3 separate regions of the Homo sapiens genome follow, and all the other regions are linked to region 1. The links are chromatin loops, found by intact Hi-C in ENCODE. Cell type or tissue: HepG2. All regions are shown on one strand. Links, peaks and the distances in the headings refer to the core of each region. The heading gives the core; the rest is flanking DNA.

Region 1 (8,000 bases), core at 1-8,000:
CTTCACTGTGCAATAGACAAATGCTTTGGCCTCTAGAACTTCTAAGTTCACCTCCATCCCAATACGTACCTAATACCCTGGCACTTTTGTGAAGAAAGCAAAACAAACTAAAGTCACGGTTCATTTTTATTGTATAGGCTTGTGATTTCTGTTTCTGGAGACTATTTTAGTGGAAGGAATATCACCAATACTAAAACCACTGTTTTTTTAACCCCTTTGATCCTTTAATCTTATTCTTTTGGCTACCTCATCTTCTTTCTTTTGGTCTGCTTACACTTCCTTGTCTTCTGTTACTTCCTTCCCATTCTATATCCCATGTCTGAAGCCCAATAGCCTCCTGGATATTAATGGGAGAAAACTGCTCCTGGTTCTAGGCTTGTCTTACCTCCTGCTCAGCACAGTGAGCCCCATGTCTTCCTCCTCACCCATTCCTCTCACTTATTTTCTCTCTCTTTTTTGACTACTGTAAGGAAAAGATTACCATGCAGAATCCGATGAAGTTATTGACATTTTATAGAGTCCAGGGGTGGGTTCTATAGCCCTGAAGATGATATCATAATAAGATGTATGGGCAGCTGGTGTGCCAGGCAGAAATTATACATTATTCTTGAGTTTTAAAATATAGTCATATTCTGAAGATGAATATTAGTTAATTGGAGAATAGAGACAATAATAAAGATATGTTTAATTCTTCTTTCATTTTCTATTTGCCAACCTATTACCTTTGCGATTATGCAAATTCCACAGTTAGCTTCACTTGTGCACACTTGGAATAAAAACCAACAGGCATTAAATAGTACTCTGGTTATCTGGACAAACATGAATATGCAACTCTCTTTGGTCATCTTGAACTTCACTAGTGACAGTGAGTTGCTTAAAATTCATTAATGACAATCACAAATGAAGCAATTTTTTAAATAGATTGATTTCTTAACTATTAATATAAAAGTGTGAGGGTATGGGAGGGTTAAGTTTTGAGTTTCCATCAAATCACTGTAATCTGATTCTAGTCCTCAAATGTCTATACTCCCAAAAGTTTTTTGGTAAAATACAGCTTACTGTGAATTCTGATTACATTTCCTATTCCCTTCCAAAAAACAGAAAGGAAATTAGGTTATATTTGATTACATTACAAAAAATCTAATTGGTGTCTGGGAAGTCATTGCCATGTCAGAAGCCAAATGTACATACTGTACAGGGGCAGGCTCTGGGCTTCTGGGCTCTGGCTTGTGGGCCTGCACTCTTATTCCTTAGCCCAGCAATTTGTTAGCATCAGAAGAGTTAAAAGAACACAAGTGGCCTGGGTACTGTGGCTCACTCCTGTAATCCCGGCACTTTGGGAGGCCAAGGCAGGCAGATTACTTGAGCTCAGGCATTCGAGACCAGCCTGACCAACATAGTGAAACCCTGTCTCTACAAAAATACAAAAAATTAGCCAGCCGTGGTGGCAGGTGCCTGTAATTCCAGCTACTTAGGAGGCTGAGGCAGAAAAATCGCTTGAACCTGGGAGGTGGAGGTTGCAGCGAGCTGAGATCGCACCACTGTACTCCAGCCTGGGCAACAGAGTGAGACTCCAACTCAAAAAACAAAACAAAACAAAAAAACCACAAGTGTACCTATGTGTTTCCATTATGAACAAAACATCTTTTGTATATGTGGAATAAGTGGAAAATTAACATTCCTTGAAACATGAGCACAATTTGTTTCTTCCTGACAGCAATGTTACCAATTTCAGTGTATCAAATTTCCTAAACTTTATTCAAGGAAGCCAAGTGTATATGGGTGGAGCAAAGAATGCAAATGATCTACGTCAGTCGTTTTCAACCATTTTTGATTTGTAGACCACTTTGTTAGTGTTATAGAACACTAACAATTTTAATTTCTCAAATGCATTTTGCCTACGAATCACCTAGGATTTTGTTAAAATGAAGATTTTTTTAAGTAAGACAGAGCTGAGACCAAGTGTTCTGCATTTCTTAGGCAGTGCTGATGCTGCTGGCCCACAGAACAAATCTGAATAGCAGGGTGATAGAGCATGTGGCCTCTTAACTTTATCTCCCTGGGTTATCAGTGGAATGCATAGGCATGCAAGCTGTTTTCAATTAAACACAAATAAGACAATGCCTGACTTTTATATTTTAAGTATATTATTAGCTCATAGAAGAGTGCAAAGTATGGATTTTGTTATTATTTCAGGTATTTCTTTTCCTTTTTTTCAGAGACACGGTCTTGCTCTATTGCCCGGGCTGGAGTGCAGTGGCAGGATCATAGCTCACTGCAGCCTCAAACTCCTGGGCTCAAATGATCCTCCCACCTCAGCCTCCAGCATAGGTGGGACTACAGTCATGCACATGACGCCCAGCCAATTTTATTTATTTACTTAATTATTTTTAGAGACAGCATCTCACTGCATTACTCAAGCTTGTAATTTCAGGTTTGAAAAGAGTTCTGGAGAATACTTTGCAGATCATCTGAGGGAATGCTCCAGGTCAGGTCAATAGTTTTCCTAATTTTCACTTAGGAAATACTTAACTGTGCAATTAAGCCAGTTAGAAAACACTAGTGCATGCATGAGTCCTATCCTCAGAGAGTGCAGTGGCATGATCAGGGCTCACTGTACCCTCGAATTCTTCTTGAGTTCAAGTGATCCTCCCACCTCAGCCTCATGTGTAGCTGGGATTATAGGCGCAGGCCACCATGCCCAGCTAACTTTTTAATTTTTTATAGAGAGACAGGGGTCTCACTATGTTGTCCAAGCTGGTCTCAAACTCCTGGGTTCAAGTGATCCTCCCACTTCAGCCTCCCAAAACGCTGAGATTACAGGCATGAGCCACCATACCTGGCCAGAGATTCTGATTTTAATTGTTCTAGGCTGCAGTCTAGGCTTTGGGTCTTTCCAGAAGAATCTTATTTGTAGCCAGTGTTGAGAAGGCCTGCTGTAGAAGTTATTCAGTTGGTACAAAAGTAAATGTGGTTTTTGCCATTACTCTTTATACAAGGCCAGGCATGTATAAAGACAATGAGCTCACAGCCCCTATCAAGGGTAGAGTGCTTCTTAAAGAGTGAATGTATAATCCAAGAAAAATAATAACGTGGAGAAAAATAAAGTGAATTCAAGAGAGTGAAAAGAAAAAAAAAGGGAAACCATGTAGAAAAAAAGGCTAAGTGAAGATCTAAGGGTTGACTCCAGTCCAAGAAGAGATGGCAATGGAGTGGAGACTTTCTAGGCATTGGCAGTGTGGATGAGGCAGAGTCCTACTCTCATCATTACTTTATTGATACGGAAGCACAGAGGCTAACGTATGGCCTGGAAAATGAATGGAGAATGGATAAGGAATGCATGTTTGTAATGATCAGTAAATTCAAACTAATGTTTTTATTTTTAGACGTGCTTAAAGGAAGAAGGAGAAGTACAATTAAATACTTTAAAACCAGGACAATAGAACTTTAAAGGGGCACAATATACCCTAAACCTCCAAACTGGCCTTGTGTATGTATGGGTAGGGCACTCCTTTTGTTGGTACAATATGGTATCTGCAGAGTTGGTGGTTCAGCCTATGTTTATCATGCTCTTTTCTTTTTTCTTTTCTTTTCTTTTCTTACTCTGGAGTGGTGCTCTGTAGCTCAGGCTGGAGTGCAGTGGCATGATATAGCTCACTGTAACCTGTAACCTCAAACTCCTGGGCCCAAGTGATCCTCCTGCTTCAGCCTCCCGACTAGCTGGGACTGCGGGCACATGTCACCACACCTAGCTAAGTTTTTTAATTTTTATTTTGTAGAGATGGCAGTGGGGGTGTCTCACTATGTTGCCCAAGCTGATCTCAAACTCCTGGCCTCCAAGTGATCCTCCCACTTTAACCTCCCAACATATCATGCTTTTTTTTTTTTTTTTGACAACTCTTAAGTCTTGCATCAAAGCTGCACAAAAAATATCAGTGAGAAAAAGTGGGACACTGGCACACATTGTCAACATTCAACACTCACACTGGTCTGTCTGTGCTCTGGACAAAGGGGCCCCTGACAAACATTGCATAACCCAGCTGATACAATCCAGTGTGAACTGGGGGCCGAGTATCTATCTAGATCCTTTAGTTTGGATGTGGTCAGTGTCAAACCAGAAAGTTAACCCTTGACCTTTTCACAGGGAACACATAGTTATAAAGTTTCAAAATGTTATTCTTTTTGCAAAACCAGAAACCAAATGTAGAGACACCTGGTGAACAGTGAATATCTAGACTGTAAGAAACTAAATCTGAACACCTTTATCAGGCAGGCACCACCAGTTCCAGTGAACAAAAGATTCATGGTTTTCTTTTTCTCAAAGAGTTCACTTCTGTTTGTGTTCTGTTTGTGATCTTCTTTCAGCTGATAGTGGCTTTTGGTTACAAACTCTTATCCTTCTATCTACTGCCTGCCTTGCAGCTGTTTAAAGTTCCTACTGGCTACCGCCATTATCACCATTTCAATTTTGCCACACAGATACCCCAACTTGAGGCTGTTTTGCTTCTCCAGCTGTTTCTTCTTTCCTTCAGGTAAAGGCTTGTGCAACAAAGGAGAAGTGATACTGTCATGACATTAAGGAGCTCCAGAAAATACAACAGACCTATCTCATACCACAAAGGGGCCCTTGTGGGCTTGTTTATCTATAGGCTGGTGAAAACCTAGGAAGTCACTTTGTTTGACTGGAGTAAAAGGCTTGAAATGATCTCAAGCACAGATTTTCTTTCATTAAAAAGAAAAAAAGATCAAAGGACGAAAGTATCATCTTCAAATCTCACAGTCCTCCTTCTATGTTACCTCGGTAAAACGCATTAAGCAAACTATATGTAATTATTAACCGAAGGATTCTTTACAACAATTTTCAGCTGGAGTCCACAATATTTATCAATATTTATTTGCCCTTTTAATGCATTTATCTTCCTCATCACGAACTACAACCCAGTATTTTGTTTGGCAGATGTGCATCTCCATTGTAAGTAAAATTACAGCATATATCACACGTGTGATATATTGGACATCATGCAGTATATTGTAAACACTTATACATTCTAATGGGAGGAAGATTTACTGACTAAATAGTAGTGGTATAGACTTGCCAAGTAATCACTACAATCAACTGCTTACAATACAAGTTCCAAAACATTTAGCTGGGAGAATGTTCTTTTGTGAGTAATTTTATTTATTCAGAAGTTTTAAATCAGTGTGTGTAGGGGGGTAGGAAACTCCTGATGGAAAAGTTGTGGATTCAGAGTAGGGAACACCAACACCTCTGTGAGTCCATGTGTCTGTGTGTGGTGTGTGAATCTAAGGTATGTTTGTATCTGTGGGATTGTTTATGGCCATGTCTGCACATCTGTGTTCTGTGATGGGGAAGCTTCAGGATATACCAGTAGATCTTAGGCTCCTGACTTGAGGATCCCTAATGTATTATATAGGCAGTACTAAAATAGTAAGCCTTTATTTGACTCGAAAAAACTTGATTACAAGGCAACTCAAATAATCCTAAAACAGAATAAATCAAAGATGTCAAAATGTCTAGATTACAGCATCTATTTTTTTTTTTTAGGTAAAAGGAAAGCACTATTTCTTATTCGAATTCAGAAGCAAGAATATTACAAGGGAATGTAGGACAGGATCTTGGAAGTAGTGCTTTGGACTGGAGATGTTGCAATTAAATGTCCACCCTAAAACCCCAAACTCCAACACTGGTTCCTCCCATACATATTGCTCAATGAGGCTATGAAGAGTTGTTACTCTAATGGGCTCTCATTCACAATACATTTAGGTATGACTCCCAACCAAGGAACATACTAAAATGGTCAACTGAACATTTCAATGCTTCTTCCCAAATTGATCTTAAATATATTTTGCAATGTCTACTATACTTACAGGGATTGAAGGCTTCGCAAATTCTGCAGAGCTTCTGTGGGTACGTGTCTTAGCTGATTATTCTGCAGCATACTGTATGTTAAAAGAAATAAAGAAAAATGTTAAAAAAAATGAACAATAACAGGCCTAAACAAGGCCAGGCACTGTTCCAGGTGTCAGAAAAACAACAGAGCATCAGACAAAGTCTTGTCTTTTGGGGAGCTGAAATTCCTGTGAAGAGTGAAGATAATTAAAGATGAACAAATGAATATATTAACATGAGACAAGTGATAAGTACTATGAATAAAAAACAAAACTATGAATTTGGGATAGATGGTATCAGGGGGTGAGATTTTTATTTTAAAGGTGGTCAGGGAAGGTCTCTCTGAAAGGTGATATTTAACTGGAGACCAGAAGGAATACAGGGAGAAAATCCTTGTGAATATTTGGGAAAAGTTACCAAGGAAAAGAGAAGAGTAAGTACAAGGGCTGGAGGCTGGAGGGAGCTTGCTTGACTTGTTAAAGGAGCAGCAAAGGACCAACTGTTTCTGAGGAATGAGTGAGGACTCGAGGTTGGGAGAGAGAGCCTGAGACCATCTCATGGAGGGCTTTGCCAGCCACCATAAGGCTTTATTTTATGTGTGATGAGAAACCACTGTTGAAGGGCATATGTAGGAAAATGACATGCTCTTATATATGTTTTTTAAAGGATCTGCTACTTGTATAAGTTACACCAAATGGAAATAAGGATAATGGTAGGAGGCTAAAATTGTCTCCCTTCTCTGCATGGCTTTATTTTGATATAAGCTAAATTCTTTTTGTGAAGTATTTGTGTTTTTGCACTTGCACTTGAAAATCTTGAACAGTTTTTCATAATATGGGGACTACAGAATGGAAACGCCTGGAAGCTATGAAATAAAAATATATCATTGCTAATGAGGAAATAGCATGGAAACAAATTCCCATGAGATTCCTTATATTTTGCTACCTTATTCATAAATGTTTATAACACAAGAATTCTGCAGCACATTTTTTTTCTCCCAGTATTTTGTAGTCCATGTAAGCCTGAGGCAGAAGACTATTTTAGGAAAGCAGAAGTTTTAAAGAAATATTTCTACTTATTAAGTTGCAAACTTGTATTTGTGTTTCAGAAACAATCTGCCTGGTTCTTTCATCTCTGCAAAGGAAGTTTCTTTCTGTTCACTACTTGACTAGCTGGAATTCCACCCAGGTGTGTCTAACTCCAAAGCTTGGTGTGTTTTCCAGTGCACCAGGCAGCATTCTCTTGAGGCATATGTGCTGACTGTGTAAATTCTCAGATTGCATGTGAACGGTATGGTTAAGAATATGGATTCTCAAATCTGACCACCTCTTCTCTGCCACTAGAGATTGGAAAATCACCAAATCTCTCTATGCCTCAGCGATCAGTAATAACACCTACCTTGCAGGGCTCATTGTGATGATTCAATGAGTGAAGGTTCATAGAACAATGCTTGCTACATGATAAGCATTCAGTAAAAATTGGCCCTTTTAATGTACATTAATAGGCCCTTTCTCGAAACTAATAATTTTTGTACTGGGTTTGACAATTTAATGAGCCAGAGAAAAAGAAAACTCTATGCCATTGGTTGTCAAACTTTAGGGTTCATCAGAAGCCATTGGAAGGTTTGTTAAAACAGAATGCTGGGCCCCATCCCAAAGTTTCTGGTTTAGTAGGTCTGAGGAAGGGCCAGGAAATTCACACTTGTAACAAGCTCTCAGGTGACGCCAATACTGCTGAGCAGGGCACCACACACTGAGAACTACCCCATGCTGTGCTAAATATTTATGTATTTAGTTATTTAATTATTTATTTATTTATTTTGAGACGGAGTCTCACTCTGTCACCAGGCTGGAGTGCAGTGGCGCAATCTCGGCCCACTGCAACCTCTGCCTCCTGGGTTCAAGCAATTCTTTTGCCTCAGCCTCCCGAGTAGCTGGGACTACAGGCATGCATCACCGTGCCCGGCTAATTTTTGTATTTTTAGTAGAGATGGGGTTTCACCATGTTGGCCAGGCTGGTCTCAAACTCCTGACCTCAAGTGATCCTCCCACCTCAACCTCCCAAAGTTCTGGGATTCTGTAATCCCAGG
Region 2 (8,000 bases), core at 1-8,000, 65 kb after region 1:
TCCCATAAAAATCTCTCCTAGATCTTAGCTGATTAGGAATTAATCTCTTCTTCCACTAAACTCTCTGAGAATTTTCTTTTTACTTATATTAAACTGTTAATCACAACCTTTCTTTTGTTAGGGTTCCAAGAGGCCCTGACACTTAAACTGAGTCTTGAAAAGAAATATCAGCTATGATAAGGGGGGGATGAGTGAGAGAAGGAAAAGCATTTCTGGTAGGAGAACAGCATGTACAAGAGCGTCGCAGCATAAGAGAGCAGGCTGTTCTGCAGAAACTACAATAGATTGGCATAGTTGAATGGAAGTGCTTGTGTTGCAACACGACCCATTAGGAGGCCTGAAAAGCATCAACAGCCAAGGCCAGATCAAGCTGGCCTCATATGTCACGTTGAGAAGTTCAGACTATCCTGGAGGCTCTGGGAGCCACTCTAGGACTTTAAGCAGGGAAATGACATCATCTTTGGATTTAGTAAATCTCTTGGGTGGCAGTTCTTTTTCTTTTGTTTTAAATTAAAGACGTATAAAGGGAACAGTGTTTTAATTTTGGAGATTGTATAGTATATTTTAGTTTATTTTCCTTCTTTCTTGATAGCCAACTTTTTTTTGTCATTTTTGTGTCATTATTCCATATTAATTTTGAATTAGATGCACTAACAGGCTTAAATTAGAACAATTCTTCACACGTTCTTTCATTTGTGGTCAAGCAATCTTCCTAGATGCATTTTTGGGAGACTTACATGTCTGCTAGCCTCAGATTGGCTGAGAATCTTCTTGAACCCTACTTGCAATTCCAATTAGTCACAGATCAAAACATTAATGTGGACAGATTAAAGCAGAAGCCCTCATGCTTTATTTCCTAATATCATCTGTCTTTGCTTTGAAAAGCACACCAACGGAATCTTCTGCATCTGTACACCCCAAAGGCAATTTAATCTCCCTTGGCCAACATTAAAGCTTTAAAGTAACTCTATGCTATGATGTATTTTTCCTCCTTTTCCAAGTTCAAGAATTACATAATTCACTTTTTATCAGACTCATTCTAGAAGACGATCAGTTGCTACATTGTTTATAGTTTTGAACATTATCTAAAAGAAGCCCTACAAGCTTAAAATTAAGTAAATTGATTTTTCCACATACTGTCATGTGAAATTGAATACAGGCAAGGACATAATCTAGAGAGTATTAACATATGTTGCTTTGTAATATATTTACTAATGGTAGTATTTTAAAAGATTGGGGAACTAAACCATCCGTTTATAAACTTTAAATACCAAAATAACTTCTCCCCACTTACTGGGTCGATTTTAAAATAGATTTTTCTGTAGGTGTGGGTCTCCCACCTAAACTGAAGCTTATCCTTTAAAGTGCCAAGACAGTTTCAATGTTAAAAATTGGTATAGGAATATTTTAGTAATTTATTCTATACTTTACTGTCTTAAAAAGAATTTTAATTTTTCTTATCATTCATGGTCACCATCTTATAAACACCAGTACCTGCTCGGGAGCAACTTTTGAAACTAATGAGTGAAAACTGTGGGATTCCTTGTTAACACACCAAATGGTGATAGATAGCTTTGCTTTATTTTTTGGTTCTAATTTCTGAATTGTTTATCCTTTGCTGTTTTTTGGGTTATTAGTTGATAAGTCCTGCAGTTATCAATGAAAAGTGAAAGGGATTTTTTTTTTTGTATTTAGTTTTTATAGAATTGAAATATATATTCAACGTACATTCAAAAGCCAAATAAGAAAGCTTATCTGGATTATATGTAAAAGAAAACAAATAGGATGTGAAAGAGATCCCAGGGCTCATTTTTGAAGAGATTTTAGTGCATGAGATTTGTACAGTAATATTCGACACTCAGCATCCTTTTTCAACTCTTGGATTTGTTTTAAGAGGCTGAAGTTGCAAGAAGACTGACCTCTGGGAAAGCGAGGTGTTGTTACTTAGCTACTTGGTAGGATGGTAAACTGACTCTAAATTTTTAATGATTGCAAATGAATACAGAGTGTATTACTTCAGGATCTAAGGATATATAGATAATTGTTCTGTAATTTCATTTGTTTTATATATAATAATAAAACACTAGTAATCTGGTAAATTGAATAATCATATTCTTAAAATTAAGGATGACTTAAATTATCACTGCAAATTTATCCCTCTTTTTAAACCAAATTCTAAATTTTTATATTTATATTTATTTATTTATTTAATAAAAATATTTTGTAGTTACAGGATCTCACTATGTTGCCCCGGTTGGTCTTGAACTCCCGAGTTCAAGGGATCCTCCCACCTCAGCCTCCTGAAGTGCTGGGATTAGAGGCATGAGCCATTATGCCCCGACTTAAAATTTTTTTTAAATGAATAAAACAGACAGGGCAGTGGAAATTAACCAAAATGCCATTCATTTTTCAGTTTCTTTCTGAAAACTCAGCTTGTCACATTAATTCATTTAAAGTCCTGCCATTCATCATTCAACAAATTAATAATGAATATTTTTTTAAGTGTTGAAAAGATGATAATTTATAAACCTACTACACAATTTCCTCCCAAATCATAATTCATTCACTTATTTATTCACTCAACCAACATTTCTATGAATGTTGATTGTTAGAATCTTCTGTGTGCCAGATCCATGATGTGCTGGGAATGTAAGATCCTGTAAGACATGGCCACCGTTAAAATCTTTCAGACTAGATTGTAATCTCTTTGAGGGTGGAGATTTAGCAATAATTAAATACTAAAATCGATTATGTTCATATATGAATTATTGATAGCATAGTATATGTGCACTGAAGCTTCTATCACTCTATTCATTGAATACTCACTCTTGGGGAGAGAGAATTTAACCTAAAGCCATAAAGGTTGCTCCCAGATATTCCAAGTGAATTCTACTATCCACTTAGGATTAGGTTTGCATTGTCCTTTTTGATCATAGAATGTGCTTTATACAATCAACGTGTGCTGTGGAATTCATATGCCATGTGTAACACATATTTTGCTACTGACTAGAGTGATGGAAGTCAGATGTTAGAAGCTCTTGTTTAGCCAGTATTCTTAATAGTGTTACAATGCCAGTGTTGAGAGACAAGGATCACACCCTTGTGGTATGGATCCCCCAGCCCTATCCTTTCTCAGGTTATGTTTGTTTAACAACATTCTTGAAACAAAGGCTTTGCCTATTTTCCATTTCAAAAGAATATTTCTTCTTGTAAAATCTCACACAAGATAGGAGGACATGTTGTGGTTGTTTGATGTGGGAGATATGTTTGAATAAGGACAGCTTTGTGAAACCTATTATATCTATTGGGGCAGCTCTCCCTTGGAGTGATTTCCCTGTTTACTGGGTATGTATCTGTGGGCATACTTGCTCCGGGGAGAGCCTGGTGTCCTGGAAAGAACACTGACCTGGAGGTCAGACGGCTTCTGTTCTGCCATGTATGAGGCATGGAAACTTGAGCAAGTTACCTTTTGCATCAGTTTCCTTGTTTATAAAATGGGGATAATAATAGTTATCTCATAGGGCTATTCTAAGGTTTAAATGGCATTATAATGTATGTATATGCATGCATTTTGTCATGAATTGTACATGGTATATAAAATTAGTATATGAGTAAGTAAAAAGTATTCTTATTAACTAAGAATGTTATATATGCTGCAGGCACATCACTATGTTTAAAAAAATTTCACTAGGTTTTTGAGGAACAGGTGGTGTGTGGTTACATGAATAAATTCTTTAGTGATGATTTCTGAGATTTTGGTGCACCCATTACCCAAGCAGTGAACACTGTACCCAATGTGTCGTCTTTTATCCCTCACCGCCCTTCTACCCTTTTCCCTGAGTCCCCAAAGTTTATTTTATCATTCTGAAGGCATGTCACTAAGACACAAAGACTATTACAAGTATGTTAGAATATGTTGTTTTTTTCCCTCATGATTCAGAATATACTACATACTCTTTTAGTAATAATGATAGCTAATATTTATTGAGTGCTATTATGTCACAGGCACTGTGCTTGGCCTATTCAGTCTCCATAATGATCCTTTGTGGTGGGGGCTGTTATTACTCCTGTTTTATAGGAAGGAAACTGAGTCACAGAGAAGCTAAATATCCTGCCCATGATCACTAGCTGGTAAGTTGCGGAGGATTCAAAACAAATTTTCTTAGAGCCCTCACTCTTAAAAAAAAAAAAACAAAACAGCTTTATTGAGCTATAATTCATATACCATACAACTCACCTAAAGTATTACAATTCAGTGATTTTTAGTATATCCACATAGTTCTCCAACCATTACCAAAATCTAACTTCAGACATTTTCATCACCCAGAAATCCCATGTCCATTAGCAGTCACTAACCAGTCCAACATCCTCCTACTCCTCAGCTGTAAGCAACATAATCTGCCTTCTGTCTCTAGTTCTGTCAGAATAGATTTGCCTATTCTGGACATTTTGTACAAACAGACTCACACACAAGGCTCATTCATATTGTATCATGTATCAGTACTTAATTTCTTTTAATTGCTGAATAATTTTCCATTGTGTAGATATACCACACTGTATTTATCCATTCATCAGTTGGTGGACATTTGGGTTATTTCCACATTTTGATAGAGCCCTTATTCTTACCCATTATGGTTGACTTCATTATTTATTAATCATTTACTATATTATTATTAAAAAGTTTTGATTATTAGGTAGCTCTGATAATTTGCCTTCCTGATAAAAAGAATTTGTTAATTCATTAAACATTTACTGAACAAATACTGTACACCAGATAGGTGTGTCAGGGATCTGAACAACATTCCTGTCCTCATGGGGAGGGGAGACAAACAAATAGTTATGAATTTGGTAAGTGCTCTAATAAAGATGTAACCAAGATGCTGCGGGAGCTCATTGGAGGGGAGCATACTTCAGACAAGGGGAACATGGGTAAGATGGGGCAGAAAAGCTCCATTGAGGGGTGGCCTAGTGCCTAATCTAGGGATGAAGAGGGATCATCTAGGTAGAGTAGAGTGAGGAAGACAATCTTGGCCTCACGTGCAGGGACAGCACATGTTCTGTCAGAGATGGTTTGTTGTAAGGTGTCCATGAGGCAGTGCAGAAAGTTGAGCCTGCCTAGAGATGGGGTGGGAGTAAGATTATAGCAAGATTTATAGGCTGCGTTTGGATTTTATCTCATACTCTAGTGTTTCCCAAACTCATTATTTTGCTATAAGGACAGTAACTTAAATATGATTCTATACACATTTGTGTTACGTATGTGTATACACACATCTACATACATAAAGACATATATGTGTGTATGTAGACATATCTATAGACCTATGGATATATATTATTGGACTCAAATTACCTAGGGAAGTTAAATAAAAGTGGAAAAGATCCATCATTACCTGTAAATAGAAAACCAGTATCATCTGTCATACATGGAAGGAAACTGTTAAAGTACATACAATGAAAACCAAACAATGTTAATAAATTCTAGTTATATTCCTAGTTAGCTGCTGCCAAGTCAAACTGAGCCTGAAGCCTGTTCTCCCTTTGATAAAAAGGGAGTTTAGTGAGAGCAACAGAGGTGTGGAAGACAAACTAACCCTGGCTAAGACTTTCTCATTGATGAAGCCAGAAGGGCTGAAGGGAAATTGAAAAGGGAGCAACTTTCCCTTTAGGTGATAAGATGTTTTAGATTTCATGACCCAGTATCAACTAAGATCACTTTGGATACTGCTGGTGGTATGGATACCCCCAGGAGGCACTGAAGGTTTTTTAGCAGAGGTAGAAATGTCTCCCTGGTGGTGGCCTGGGAATGAATTAGAGGACAGTCAGCCCACAGCGGGTCACTTCAATAATCCAGGTGAGAAGGGAGGACAAGAAAGGGCCCTGCACACTGGAATGTGTGTTGTGCGATGGTACTCTGCCTAGAGGTGAGCCTTCATTAGGTTCCTGCTTTTAAAAGAAAGAGCAGGAAACTCACTACAAGACTTTCTAGGTGTTGGCGGGTGGGGCGGCGGGGAGGCAGTGGGATTTAAGGCACTTCTGTAAAAACCCTTCCTTCCTTCATGGCACTGGGCCTTTAATTGTTACCAAGGCAGTTAAGTGGGGGCATTTCTTCCAGGGTTTGGGGGAGGTGTGGCCGACTGAAGTGGGCCGAGAAGCGGCTCTAAGCCTTCATGCGTTTATCCTTTCAGCTTCCACTTCACTGGATTTTCTCAGTTTCTCCGCTTTGACCTCACCCCCATCTCCTGCCCCTCTTGGCTTCTTTGTGTCAGTGTCGCTTTCTGTCAGATCACTGTCAGCGGCCCAGGGAAATGGGCAAACAAGGCCAGAGCGTGCTGCTCCTGAACCGCACTGATTCCCACTCCCAGCGCCCACGCGGAGGCAGGCAATTGGAGTGACAGGCCCGCCCAGCACACAGTGACTCATCTCAGCCTCCAGGATCAGGCCAGAGGACGCCAGGAGTTTGCCCTGTTTATGAAATCACCTCGAGATTCCACTGAAGTTAGTAGAAGAAGGCAATGACAAAGTGTGAAGTGAGGCAATTCTAATCCACATTATGACTGGGTAATATTTTAAAATTGCATTCAGATTTTTACCCTATGAAGAAATGTTTTAAATATAATCTCTTTGGAAGTCGGTTACTTTTCAGGCTGAATAAATTCACCTGGCCAAAAACCAATGGCAAAATGCTCAGAGAATGAATGTAGAAGGAAAATGGTGCCCATAGTCATTCTGGAAGTAGAAAATAATCTCCACATTAAAACTAAACATAAATTTAAACTAAACGAAAATACAAAAATTGAACAAAATCTAAACACATTTAGAAAGCATCAATTCTCTTTTCGAACAATGTGACATTACACTTTTAATATTTGGGGGGCTATTTACAGCTCTTATATTAATACAAAGGTAATTGAGAAAGATATTCTCAACATACACAATTGTTTGGCAAGAGTTTATCTAATTCTCACTGACAAACAAAATTATGAGTACCTTCTGAATACAGAAATATATTATTCCTTTTCTGAGCCCCACGTTTTAGGAATTTAGCAAAGATGTGGGAAAAAAGGAAGGAAAGAGAAAACTCAACATGTCCACGCACCAAAAAAAAAAAAAAAAAAAAAAAAGAGGCTACCACAGAGATCCTTCAAAGTTGTCTTCTGTAGTGGGAGGATTTCCTTTAAATCCTTTTCAAAAGCATATGGCTGGCTTTGAAAGCTTAAATGGCATTTGTCAACCATCAGTAAATCTTTAAAATTGTTTCTGCAAATAGGCCAACTCAGAGTTTCGGCTTTTCCCATTAATCTTTAGGTAGGACCACTGAAGACTTTTTCAGAGCCTAGATAATGCCTTGATTAAAAGGCTCATTCAAGAGGGAAGGCTTTAGCATTCACCTTGGGTACATAGTCATTTCTCCAGGGTATTCATGGGCTGTTATTTCAACTCTGCAATTGTGCCTCAAACAAGACATTTTTTTGCCACAAAGCTTTGGGTAGAGACATTCTTTAGTGAATTACTGAAACTTTGCCCTTCTATTTGTCACAGCTTGTTATTTTTTATCAAGTGCAATCAGTGCAAATAGGAGACTCAGACTGACAACTTTACAACTGTTGCCTTTAAAAACAGACAACATTTTATTTTATTTTTCCAAATGTCCCAGTAGTCTTGCTAAAACTACATGTACCTGTCTGGGTACTGTCTTGCCTACCAGTTTGTCATTTACAGCACAGCTTCTGGCCATCAAAATAAATATAGAAACAAATTAAATAGATGAAGGCTAAAGCATTAAAAATATTCAATTACCCTTTTAAACTCTCACAATGTTTAGTGAAAATCAATCTGCTTATCCCACATTAATATGACATAATGTTCCTTAGCCTATGTAATATTTTTAAAAGCATTTCTCTCAACTTTGTGAGAATTAATAAGGAATCAGATAAGGCTCTGTGAAATTCTTAGATGGAATGTGCTTTGCAAGTTTAAACAATAAAATACTTTGGATT
Region 3 (10,875 bases), core at 1,783-9,782, 120 kb after region 1:
TTCCTGGGCACATCTGAGGCAACCAGCTGCAGCTCTGGACCTGGTCATCTCTGAACTCTCAGGGGCCTGGGAAGCCCCCCTGCCCCTGTAGGCTTGGAAGTGCCTGCTCCCACTCTGTGGCCTCTCCCCACTCCTGGTGCCTGCTCTGATTTCTGGGCAAAGTTGAAGCCGAGCCTGGGTGCTGTCATGACCCAGCCAGGTGTGCACATGCTTGGGTGGCACTGACACACCAGCCCCCTGCCACCTTGGCCCCCGTTTGAAGATTTGGGCAACAATGAGCTCAGGGAGGGATGTCAGGGCAACTGAGAACTGCTCTGCATGGGCCTGCAGGTGCCCCTTGTTGTGAGCAGCCTGGGCATGGTGGACAGCATGTTAATGAGGGCAGGCAGACATCTGGACAGAAAAGGGTGGGTCCCTAGTGAAACTGCACCTTCAAGCCAGTGACTGCCTGAAGCCTGGGGCTGGGCTGCTGGTTCTTCTGGGCCTGCTCATGGCCACCCATGGACCAATCAGCATGTACTTCCTCCCTTCTGAGCCCATAAAAACCCTAGACTCAGCTAGACTTGAATAGATGTCAAGATGACTTGCCTATGGAAAGGAGCTACCCACTGTGGGTGTCCTGAGAGCTGTTCCATTGCTCAGTGATGCTCCTCTCTGCCTTCCTTGCCCTCCAGTTGTCTGTGTACCTTGTTCTTTCTGGACATGGGACAAGAACTCAGGACCTACTGAATGACAGGACTGAAATAGCTATAACACAACAGGCCTGAAAAACACCCCCACATGCCTCTTGCCATATTGTGGGTGATGAGAAAAACAGAAGAACTATGGCCTTTTGGGGAACCCAGACCTAGGGGCTCCCTGAGCCAGAGCTGTGACACCCTCTTTGGGGCTCTGCAGTTCCTGGCATCTCCAAGCTTCTGGGTGCCATGGTGTTCCACCCATCCAGACACGAGTGACTGCAGTGGATGTGTGCAGTACATCTCTTCCAGCCACAGCCTTGCACAGAGCCAGCACCTGTGCTGGTGCCTGGAGCTGCCCGCCCCACTGCAACAGCCAGTGTGACTGGCTGTGTGCAGTGGCCAGACCCTGTGTTCGCTTGCCCACACACCTCTCACTGCTCTGTGCCTGGCTTACCTTTAGCAAGTATGGGATCTGGGCCAGTATTTTTGTTAAAAAAATTTTTAGAGACTGGGTCTCACTATGTTTCTCAGGCTGGACTCAAACTCCTCGGCTCAAGCGATCCACCTCAGCCTTCTGAGTAGCTGGGACTACAGGTGGGTGCCACTGCACCTGGCTTGGGACCAACTATTATGTGTGCTATACTAGATTTTGTTTCACAGGCACATTAAAATATTGTTTAAGTTTAAAATTGAACTACTTAAGTGCCAGAAGGCTTAAGGCTTTAACAATGTTTAGGAGGTCAATTAACATCTATTTTTGGCTTTCCTTCGTCATTGCCACTTATTCAACAAGTAGTTATTGAGTGCCTGCTATGGCAAGATCCTCTTGGTTCTGGAGGAATAGCAAGCAAACAAAAACAAATAAAAATCCCTGCCCTTTACATTCTAGAGTAAGTTTACATTCTAGAGAGGCAGACAATAAATAGAATAAAATTAATAAAATATAACATATTCTAAAATCTAAAATATATAGAATGTCAGGTGGTAATTAAAAAAAGCAGTGATGGGAAGGTAAGAAGTGTGAGGTCAGGGAGGGTGAATTTCTGTTTTAAGTAGAATGGCCAGGGGAGGGCTCACTAAGATGTGATGTCAGATAAAAGACCTAAAGAAAATCAGAGAGTGGGCTGTGCAGGCATCCATGGGGAGGAGCTTTCCAGACAGAAGAAACAGCAAATAGAAAGACCCTGAGCTGGCTGGAGCAGGCTGTCATGTCTGATGGGCAGTTGGAGGCCAGTGTGGCTGGAGTGCACTGAAAAGGAAGGAGGACTTCAGGATGGTCTCTGACTGGCTATTGCAAGGACTTTGGATTTCACTTTGAGTGTGATGGAGAGTCACTGGAGGGTTTGAGCAGAAGAGTGATGCAATCTAATTTATACTTAAAGGAATGTTTTTGTCTGTTGGGTGGGGAAGAGATGAGTTATGAAGAGGGGTGGAGGAAAAGGCAAGGATATCTTAGTCCAGGTGGTGGCTTGAACTAGGGTGATAACGGTGGAAGTGAAACCAGCGGCTGGATTAGGGGCTGGATTTGGGATATGTCCTGAAAATAGATTGGACAGAATTTGCTGATGAATTGGATTTGAAGTTTGTGACAGGGAGGGAATAATCAAGGAAGAATTCAAGGTTTTTGTTGTGATCAACAGGAAGGATGAAGCTGTCGTTAACTGAGATGTGGAAGACTGTGGGAAGAAAAAGTTTGGAAGAAAAGAAAAGGAGGCAGGAATTGAATGTGTTAATTTAGAGAGTATATTATGTCTGAATGCAAACAATATGTAATTGAATATATATGTCTGGTGTTCAGAGGAGGACTCTAGGATGGATATTAAAATTTGGTAATTGTCAGAATGTACATAGTATTAAAAGCCACAATACTTGTTGAGATCACTAATGGGATGGGTAGAGGTAGAATAGGGAAGAGGTCCAGGTACTGAACCTGAAGTGCTCTGAAAGCTAGCCTATAAAAGGTCAACTGCAGAGGCTGATGCACAGAATCATTACCAGCAAAGATTAGGGAGAAGTGGCCAGTAAGAGTAGAGGAAAATTAGAAGACAGCAGTGTCTGGTAGCTATGAAAGAAACTATCTCAAGCGACAAGGAGTGATCAATAGTAAACTATACTCATAATTAATTTAAAATGAAGAGGGAGAACGTCTATAAGGTTTAGCATTGTGGAGGTCTTTAATAACCCTTAGAAAGAGTAATTTTTTTTTTTGAGACAAGGTCTTGCTCTGTCACCCAGACTGGAGTGCAGTGGCATGATCGTGGCTCACTGCAACCTCAACCTTCTGGGCTCAAGAGATCCTCCCACTCAGCCTCCCACGTATCTGGGACTACAGGTGCATGCCACTACACTTGGTTAATTGTGATGGAGACTGGGTCTACTTGGAATGAATTCACTTATTCTATTTGAAAATATCTGAAATAAACACCCCAAAATATTCTCTAAGCAAAAAACCTAGAACATACTTTCAGATATTGAGACAACAACAATAATATCAATGACAACTGACATTTATTCAGTACCTACTTGTGTCAGGGACTGTGTTAAAGTGCTTTACAAGTACAATTTTATTTGACTTTTCACAATCAACCTATGAATTAGGTTCAATTATCTCCATTTCATAAATGAGGAAGTTGACGTTTATAGACTTTTAAGTGTGTAAAGTCACATAATGAGTAAGTGATGGAACTGAGATACTGGAAATATTTTCATAATGCTTTTACACTGAATGATTATTTTGTTTCCAGGGTATATTGATATGCCTTTGGAAATAAGTAGTCTCATTCTTTAGAACCTAAGGTGGTATTTTTTACATTCCATTTATTTCATGTCCCTTTATTTTCCTGATATCTAGCACTTCTACAATAATGAAAAGTTATAACTAGTTCCTTTATAGTTGTTTGTATGGTACTTTTTTGATGCAGAGAACTACCTAACATATTTCAATTTATTAAATTAGATTAATATGTTCAATCAAGTTAAATGTTATTAAGGAAAATGCTATTTTCTAGAATGATTTCTATTTTTAATAGAAATTTATTTTGAGGAACTTGATTACATTTTTGGAAGTATATTCTTAAAATAATTACATCGAAAAGCCATTGAACATTTAACATACTCATTTCATGTTCATAACCTTTCTGTGTGGTGGACATTATTATTATCTACATTTTACACACAGGGACCTGGAGGTTTAAAGAAGTTGAGTAAATTGCCTGAAGTCACAGAGCTTGTAAGTGGTTGAGTAAGGATTGACCCCATGTCCTCTGAAATTACATTCCCTGCTTTTTCCACTACAACATGCATGTAAATTTAGTTAATTCCAATGCTCAGCTTGAAATATTATATCTTTACTCATCTGTGTTAAATTGATTACCCTCATTTGATGCACCATTGTAACTCTAACAGCTGGAGCAACAGGGGCCCACAGTTTTAGGAAAGCACGTATATATTTTTAAATTAGGCGTGTTTTCTCAGGGAAGCATGCGAGTAGTTTGTTATTATTTTTCTTTTTTAGGATTGATTCTACATAACCTGAGAGAGGGAAAAGCAGAATTACTGTTGCTTGGCTATGCTCTTCATAGTTGCTGATCCTTTTTTGAGGATGTAGCTAGGAGTGGTGTTAGCAGGGAAATGGAATGAACACAGACTGTGCCATGAATTCTGGAGCCTGCCCTGAAATAGGCTGGGGACTGTGTCATTGATTTTCTAGAATGACTTCCACAATTTCCCAACCCTCCTGAATCTCACATTCAATTCACAAAAAATTGTTGATTTCCTTACATTAGCATGCCCTTTTCACATTTACTTTTGAGCCTCTTTGATCAAGCTTCTACTCTAGGGCCAGAATGGTTTATTAGACATGCAACAATGATAACCCACGTATGGGTTCAAAATTCTTCAGTGGCTCCACATTACATTTAATATAGAATATCAATCCCTTAACATGGCCTACAGGGTCTGACCTGGTCTGGCCCTCTCCCTACTCTTCAACCTCAGCCAGTACCATTTTTCATCACAGGCCCCAGGCTTTCTTGAAGTTCCTTTAGTCTTTTCCTTCCTCAAGGCTCACGGAATACTATTTCCCCTGCCTAGAATATTATCTTCTCCATTCTTAGGGGTAAGTGCTTCCTCCTCAAAGACCTTCCCTGACCACCCAATCTAAATTAGGTCCCCCCAGCCCCTGTTATAATTTCTCTAATTATTTTCTGCCTTTCCTTCAAAGTGTTTATTACAATTTGGTGTTCCATTTTATTCGTATGTTTATTCTATATCAAGACCCCTCCCCATATAAATGTAAGTCACACAAGGGCACTTTCTATATCTGCTTTTTTTCACCACTGCCTGGTAACATAAAAGACATTCAATAACATTTCTAGAATAAATGAATGCCCTTTCATAAGCTGTTTTATCAACCTGGGATATAACAAAAATAGCCAATGTTTATTTTGCAGTAATATCCTAAGCACTGTAATGACATTACAAATTGGTTGATCCTGGAGCAGGGGTAAAGCTGGGAGATGCATGTATGTAATGATTAGGTTTCATGGGAGGATGTAAATTTTTTGTTTTGCTGCATTTTATTGACTGTCTAAAAAGCAAGTGATAAGGAAAGAGAACAAAAGGATTTGGTCAAATGTCGAATTCTATCACATTATATCTAGATATTCTTATGGAGAATATTGTGCAATCAAGAAGCTGTGATGTATAAGTAGATCAATATGAACTTGTTTTAAAGAGACGAATAGTCACATCAACTTTTCAATCCTTTTGATAAGTAGAAATAAGTAGGGACAAACTCAACTGTCCCTAATTTTCTTTAAATTTGAAAATAGTCTTTTACTGTCTTCACAGGATGCGTGATTGGGAGCAGAGATTGGTTAACACTATCATTTTAGCTCCCTCTGCTGGTAGTGAATGATGCGTTTAGCAGAGGGCTGACGAAAAGTGCAAATGTTGCTAAAGATAGGGATGAAACACCTTTGCTGTTGTTGCTAGTCTCCTCTTGGTCAAGGTAGGAAGCAAACATGCTGTTTTTAAAGCAATTTTTAACAGTCTTATTGATATATACTTTATATACAATAAGATTCACTTGTTTAAAGTGTACAATTAGTTTTTACTGTGTTTACAGAGTTGCACAACCATCACCATAATCTAATTTTAGAACATTTTTCATCGCCCCAAAAGAAATCTTCTATCCATTGGCTACAGCTCTCTTTCTTTTACCCTACCTCCTCTGCCACTAGCTCCTGGAAACCACTAAATTACTTTCTGTCTCCATAGACTTAACTAATTTGGACTCATTTGATAAATGGGTTCATACAATGTATGTTTATTTGTGTCTGCCTATTTCACTTAGCATACTGTTTCTAAGGTTTATTCGTGTTGTGGATCAGTATTTCATTAGTTTTTATTGACAAATAGTATTCAATTATATGGACATACCACATTTTGTTAATCTATTCATTATTTGATGGGCAATGAGGTTTCTGCTTTTAGGCTATTATGAATAATGCTGCTATAAACATTAGTGTTTAAGTTTTTAGGTAGACATATGTTTCAATTATCTTGAGTAGACAGATACCTAGGAATGCAATTGCTGGGTCATATCTACACTGAACATTTAGAGGAACTGCCAATTTTTTTCTAAAGTGGTTATACTATATTACATTCTCACACATGCTCTTTTGGATAGGTTTACAAAGTAGCGCCTAAGAGAAAGACAGCTTAAATTTAATGTGTCTTTTGTCATTTATTCTTTTAAAAATTTTTAAATTTTATTTCAATAGTTTTTGGGGAACAGGTGATTTTTGGTTACATGGATAAGTTCTTTAGTGGTAATTTCTGAGATTTCGGTGCACCCGTCACCTGAGCAGTGTACACTGTACCCAATGTGTAGTCTTTTATCCCTCACCCCTCCCACTGTTTCCTCCGAGTTTCCAAATTATGTCATTCCTATGCCTTTGTGTCCTCACAGCTTAGCTCCAACTTATAAGTGAAAACATATGATATTTGGTTTTCCATCCCTGAGCTACTGCACTTAGACTAATGGTCTCCAACTCCATTCATTGCTGTGAATGCCATTATTTCATTCCTTTTTATTCCATGGTGTATATATACCACATTTTCTTCATTCACTCATTGATTGATGGGCATTTAGGCTGATTCCATATTTTAGCAATTGTGAATTATACTGCTATAAGCATGCAAGTGTCTTTTTCATGAAATGACTTCTTTTTCTCTGGGTAGATACCCAGTATTGGGACTGCTGGAACAAACGGTAGTTCTACTTTCAGTTTTTTAAGGAATCTCCATAGTGTTTTCCAAAGTGGTTGTTCTAGTGTACATTCCCACCAGCAATGTAAAAGTGTCACCACATCCATGCCAACATCTATTATTTTTTGGTATTTAAGTAATGGCCATTATCTCAGAAGTAAGGTGGTATCTCACCGTGGTTTCAATTTGCATTTCCCTAATAATTAATGATGTTGAGTATTTTTCATGTCTGTTGATTATATATCTATTATGTTTTCATGTTTTTTGCCCACTTTTTGATGGGATTATTTGTTTTTTTTTTCTTGCATATTTGAGCTCCTTATAGATTCTGGATATTAGTCCTTTGTCAGACGCATAGTTTGTGAATATTTTCTCCCATTCTGTGGGCTGTTTACTCTGCTGATTATTTCTTTTGCTGGGCAGAAGTCTATTTATTTTTGTTTTTGTTGCATTTGTTTTGGGGTTCCTGGTCAGAAACTCTTTGCCTAAGCAGATGTCTAGAAGAGTTTTCCCAACATTATCTTGTAGAATTTTTATGGTTTTGGGCCTTAGATTTAAGTCTTTGATCCACCTTGAGATGAGTTTCATATAAGGTGAGAGATGAGGATCCCATTTCATTCTTCTACATGTGGCTTGCCAGTTATCCCAGCAGCGTTTGTTGAATAGGGTGTCCTTTCCCCACTTTATGTTTTGTTTGCTTTGTTGAAGATCAGTTGGCCCTAAGTATTTGGCTTTATTTCTGGGTTCTCTATTCTGTTCCATTGGTCTAAGTGTATTTTTATACCAGTACCATGCTGTTTTGGCAACGATAGCCTTTTAGTATAGTTTGAAGTTGAGTAATGTGATGCCTCCAGATTTGTTCTTTTTGCTTAGCCTTGTTTTGGCCATGCAGGCTCTTTTTTGGTTCTATATGAATTTTATGTTTTTTTTTCTTGTTCTGTGAAGAATGATGATGGTACTTTGATGGGAATTGCATTGAATCTGCAGCAATTTTGAGCATACTGCCAAAAGCAATATGATGCTTTGCATCATCAAAGCAATATATTGCTTTTGGCAGTATGGTCATTTTCACAATATTGATTGTACCCATCTATGAGCATGGGATGTATTTCCATTTGTTTGTGTCATTGATGATATCTTTCAGCAGTGTTTTGTAATTTTCCTTGTAGAGATTTTTCACCTGGTTCTGTATATTCCTAAGCATTTTATTTTTTTTTTGCAAGTGTTGTAAAAGGAGTTGAGTTCTTGATTTGATTCTCAGCTTGGTTCTTGTTGGTGTATAGCAGTGCTACTGATTTGTGTACATTGATTTTGTATCCTGAAATTTTACTGAATTTATTTATCAGATTTAGGAGCTTTTTGGATGGACCTTTAGGGTTTTCTTGGTATATGATCATAACAACCGCGAACAGTGACAGTTTTACTTCCTCTTTACCAGTTTGATGACTTTTGTTTCTTTTTCTTGTCTCATTGCTCTGGCTAGGACTTCCAGTACTATGTTGAATAGAAGTGGTGAAAATGGGTCATTCTTGTCTTGTTCCAGTTCTCAGGGGCAATGCTTCCAACTTTTCCCCGTTTAGTTCAGTTTTCAGTCCAGCTGTGAAACCATCTGGTCCTGGACTTTCTTTTTGTTGGCAATTTAAAAAATTACTGTTTCACAGTAAACTGAGATCACGCCACTGCACTCCAGCCTGGGCGACAGAGCAAGACTCCGTCTCAAAAAAAAAGAAAAAAATATTACTGTTTCAGTCTTGCTACTTGTTATTTGTATGTTCAGAGTTTCTGTTTCTTCCTGATTTAATCTAGGAGGGTGATGCATTTCCAATAACTTAGCCATCTTCTGTATGTTATCTAGTTTGTGTGCATAAAGGTGTTCATAGTAGCCTTGAATGGTCTTTTGTATTTCTAGAGTATTGATTGTAATATCTCCTATTTTGTTTCTAATTGAGCTTATTTGGATCTTCTCTCTTCTTAATCTCGCTAATGGTCTATCAATTTTGTTTAAGTTTTCAAAGAACCAGTTTTTTGTTTCATTTTTCTTTTGTTTTTTTTTTTTTTTGTGTCAATTTCATTTAGTTCTGCTCTGACCTTTGTTATTTTTTTTCTTCTGCTGGGTTTGGGTTTATTTTGTTTTTTGTTTATCTGGTTCTTTGAGGTGTGACTTTAGATTGCCTATTTCTGCCGTTTTGGACTTTTTGTTGTAGGCATTTAATGCTATGAACTTTCTTCTTAGCGCTGCTTTTGCTGTGTCCCAGAGGTTTTGATAAGTTATGTCACTATTATCATTCAGTTCAAAGAATTTTTAAATTTCCATCTTGATTTCATTGTTGACCCAAAGATCACTCAAGAGCAGATTATTTAATTTCCATGTATTTGTATAATTTTGAGAGTTCTATTTGGAATTAATTTCCAGTTTTATTCCATTGTGGTCTGAGAGGATACTTGATATAATTTTAATTTTCTTAAATTTATTGAGACTTGTTTTGTGACTTATCATATGGTCTGTCTTGGAGAATGTTCCATGTGCTGATGAAAGAATGTATATTTTTCAGTTGTTGGGTAGAATGTTCTGTAAATATCTGTTAAGTCTATTTGTTCTAGGATATAGTTTAAGTCCACTGTTTCTTTGTTGACTTTCTGTCTGGATTACCTGTCTAGTACTGTCAGTGGAGTATTGAAGTCCCCGCTATTATTGTGTTGCTGTCTATCTTATTTCTTGGGTTTAGTCATAATTGTTTTTATCAAATTGGGAGCTCCAGTAGTAGGTGCATATATATTTAGGTTTGTGACATTTTCCTGTTGAACTAATCCTTTTATCATTAAATAATGTCCCTCTTGATCTTTTTTTTTTTTTTTTAACTATTGTTGCTTTAAAGTCTGTCTTGTCTGATATAAGAGTAACTACTCCTGCTCACTTTTGGTTTCTATTTGCGTGGAATATCTTTTTCCACCCCTTTACCTTAAGTTTATGACAGTCCTTATGTGTTAGGTGAGTCTCCTGAAGACAGGAGATACTTGGTGGGTGGATTTTTATTCATTCTGCCATTCTGTATCTTTTAATTGGAGCATTTAATTCATTTACCTTCAGGATTAGTATTGAGATGTGAGGTACTATTTTATTCATCATGTTAGTTGTTGCCTTAATACCTTGTTTTTCTTTTTCATTGTGTTTTCATTGTATTGTTTTATGGGCCGTGTGAGATTTATGCTTTAAGGAGGTTTTACTTTGGTGTACTTCAGAGTTTCATTTCACTATTGAGAATTGTTTTACAGCATTTCTTGTAGTGTTGGCTTGGTAGTGGCAAATTCAGTGTCTGAAAAAGACTTTATCTCTCTTTCATTTATGAAGCTTAGTTTTGCTGTATATAAAATTCTTGGCTGACAATTGTTTTGCTTCAGGAGGATAATCATGGAATCCCAATCCCTTCTGACTTGTAAAGTTTCTGCTGAGAAATCTGCTGTTAATCTGATAGGTTTTTCTTTATAGGTTATCTGATGCTTTTGTCTCACAGCTCTTAAACTTCTTTCCTTTGTGTTGACTTTAGAAAACCTGATGACTATGTGCCTATGTGATGATGTTTTTGCAATAAATTTCCCAGGTATTCTTTGAGCTTCTTGTATTTGGAAGTATAGATCTCTAGCAAGGCCAGGGAAGTTTCACTCAATTATTGGCTGAAATAAGTTTTTCAAAGTTTTAGATTTCTCTTTTTCCTCAGGAACATCAATTATTCTTAGGTTTGGCTGTTGGACATAATTTCAAAGTTCTTGGAGGCTTTGCTCATTAATTTTTTTTCTTTGTCTTTGTCTGATTGGGTTAATTTGAAAGCCTTTTCTTTGAGCTCTGCAGTTTTCTCTTCTACTTGTTATAGTCTATTGTTGAAACTTCCCAGTGCATTTTATATTTCTCTAAGTGTGTCTTTCA

Evidence for each region. A loop is a pair of places that touch in the nucleus more often than their neighbours do. Peaks named below come from ENCODE experiments on the same cell type or tissue, not always from the same donor. Only the 100,000 strongest peaks of a DNase experiment are listed, where the experiment ranks them.
Region 2: it touches region 1 in a loop (6-fold over the local background); 5 of 110 quality-filtered maps call a loop at or near these places.
Region 3: a loop joins it to region 1, with 3 times the contacts of the local background. A loop is called at or near these places in 2 of 110 quality-filtered maps.

What each region holds. Positions count from the first base shown.
Region 1 is chr12:71,533,076-71,541,075 of GRCh38, reverse strand. LGR5 (leucine rich repeat containing G protein-coupled receptor 5) reads right to left here. Exons shown (of 18, transcript NM_003667.4): 4 at 5,890-5,961. LOC105369833 (a long non-coding RNA gene) reads left to right here. Exons shown (of 4, transcript XR_001749200.2): 3 at 7,020-7,099. Among named protein-coding and RNA genes, the nearest start is that of LGR5, 97 kb to the right of the region's middle. In HepG2, for the core only: no CTCF peak of the experiment used is centred there; DNase peaks (open chromatin) are centred at 4,015 and 4,645.
Region 2 is chr12:71,467,834-71,475,833 of GRCh38, reverse strand. The region is part of intron 1 of LGR5 (leucine rich repeat containing G protein-coupled receptor 5); the gene reads right to left. Among named protein-coding and RNA genes, the nearest start is that of LGR5, 32 kb to the right of the region's middle. RefSeq lists a silencer at 2,899-3,099. In HepG2, for the core only: no CTCF peak of the experiment used is centred there; DNase peaks (open chromatin) are centred at 3,273 and 6,463.
Region 3 is chr12:71,410,534-71,421,408 of GRCh38, reverse strand. No RefSeq gene overlaps it. Among named protein-coding and RNA genes, the nearest start is that of LGR5, 24 kb to the left of the region's middle. RefSeq lists a silencer at 5,620-5,669. In HepG2, for the core only: a CTCF peak has its summit at 5,581 (motif pointing left); DNase peaks (open chromatin) are centred at 5,578 and 9,608.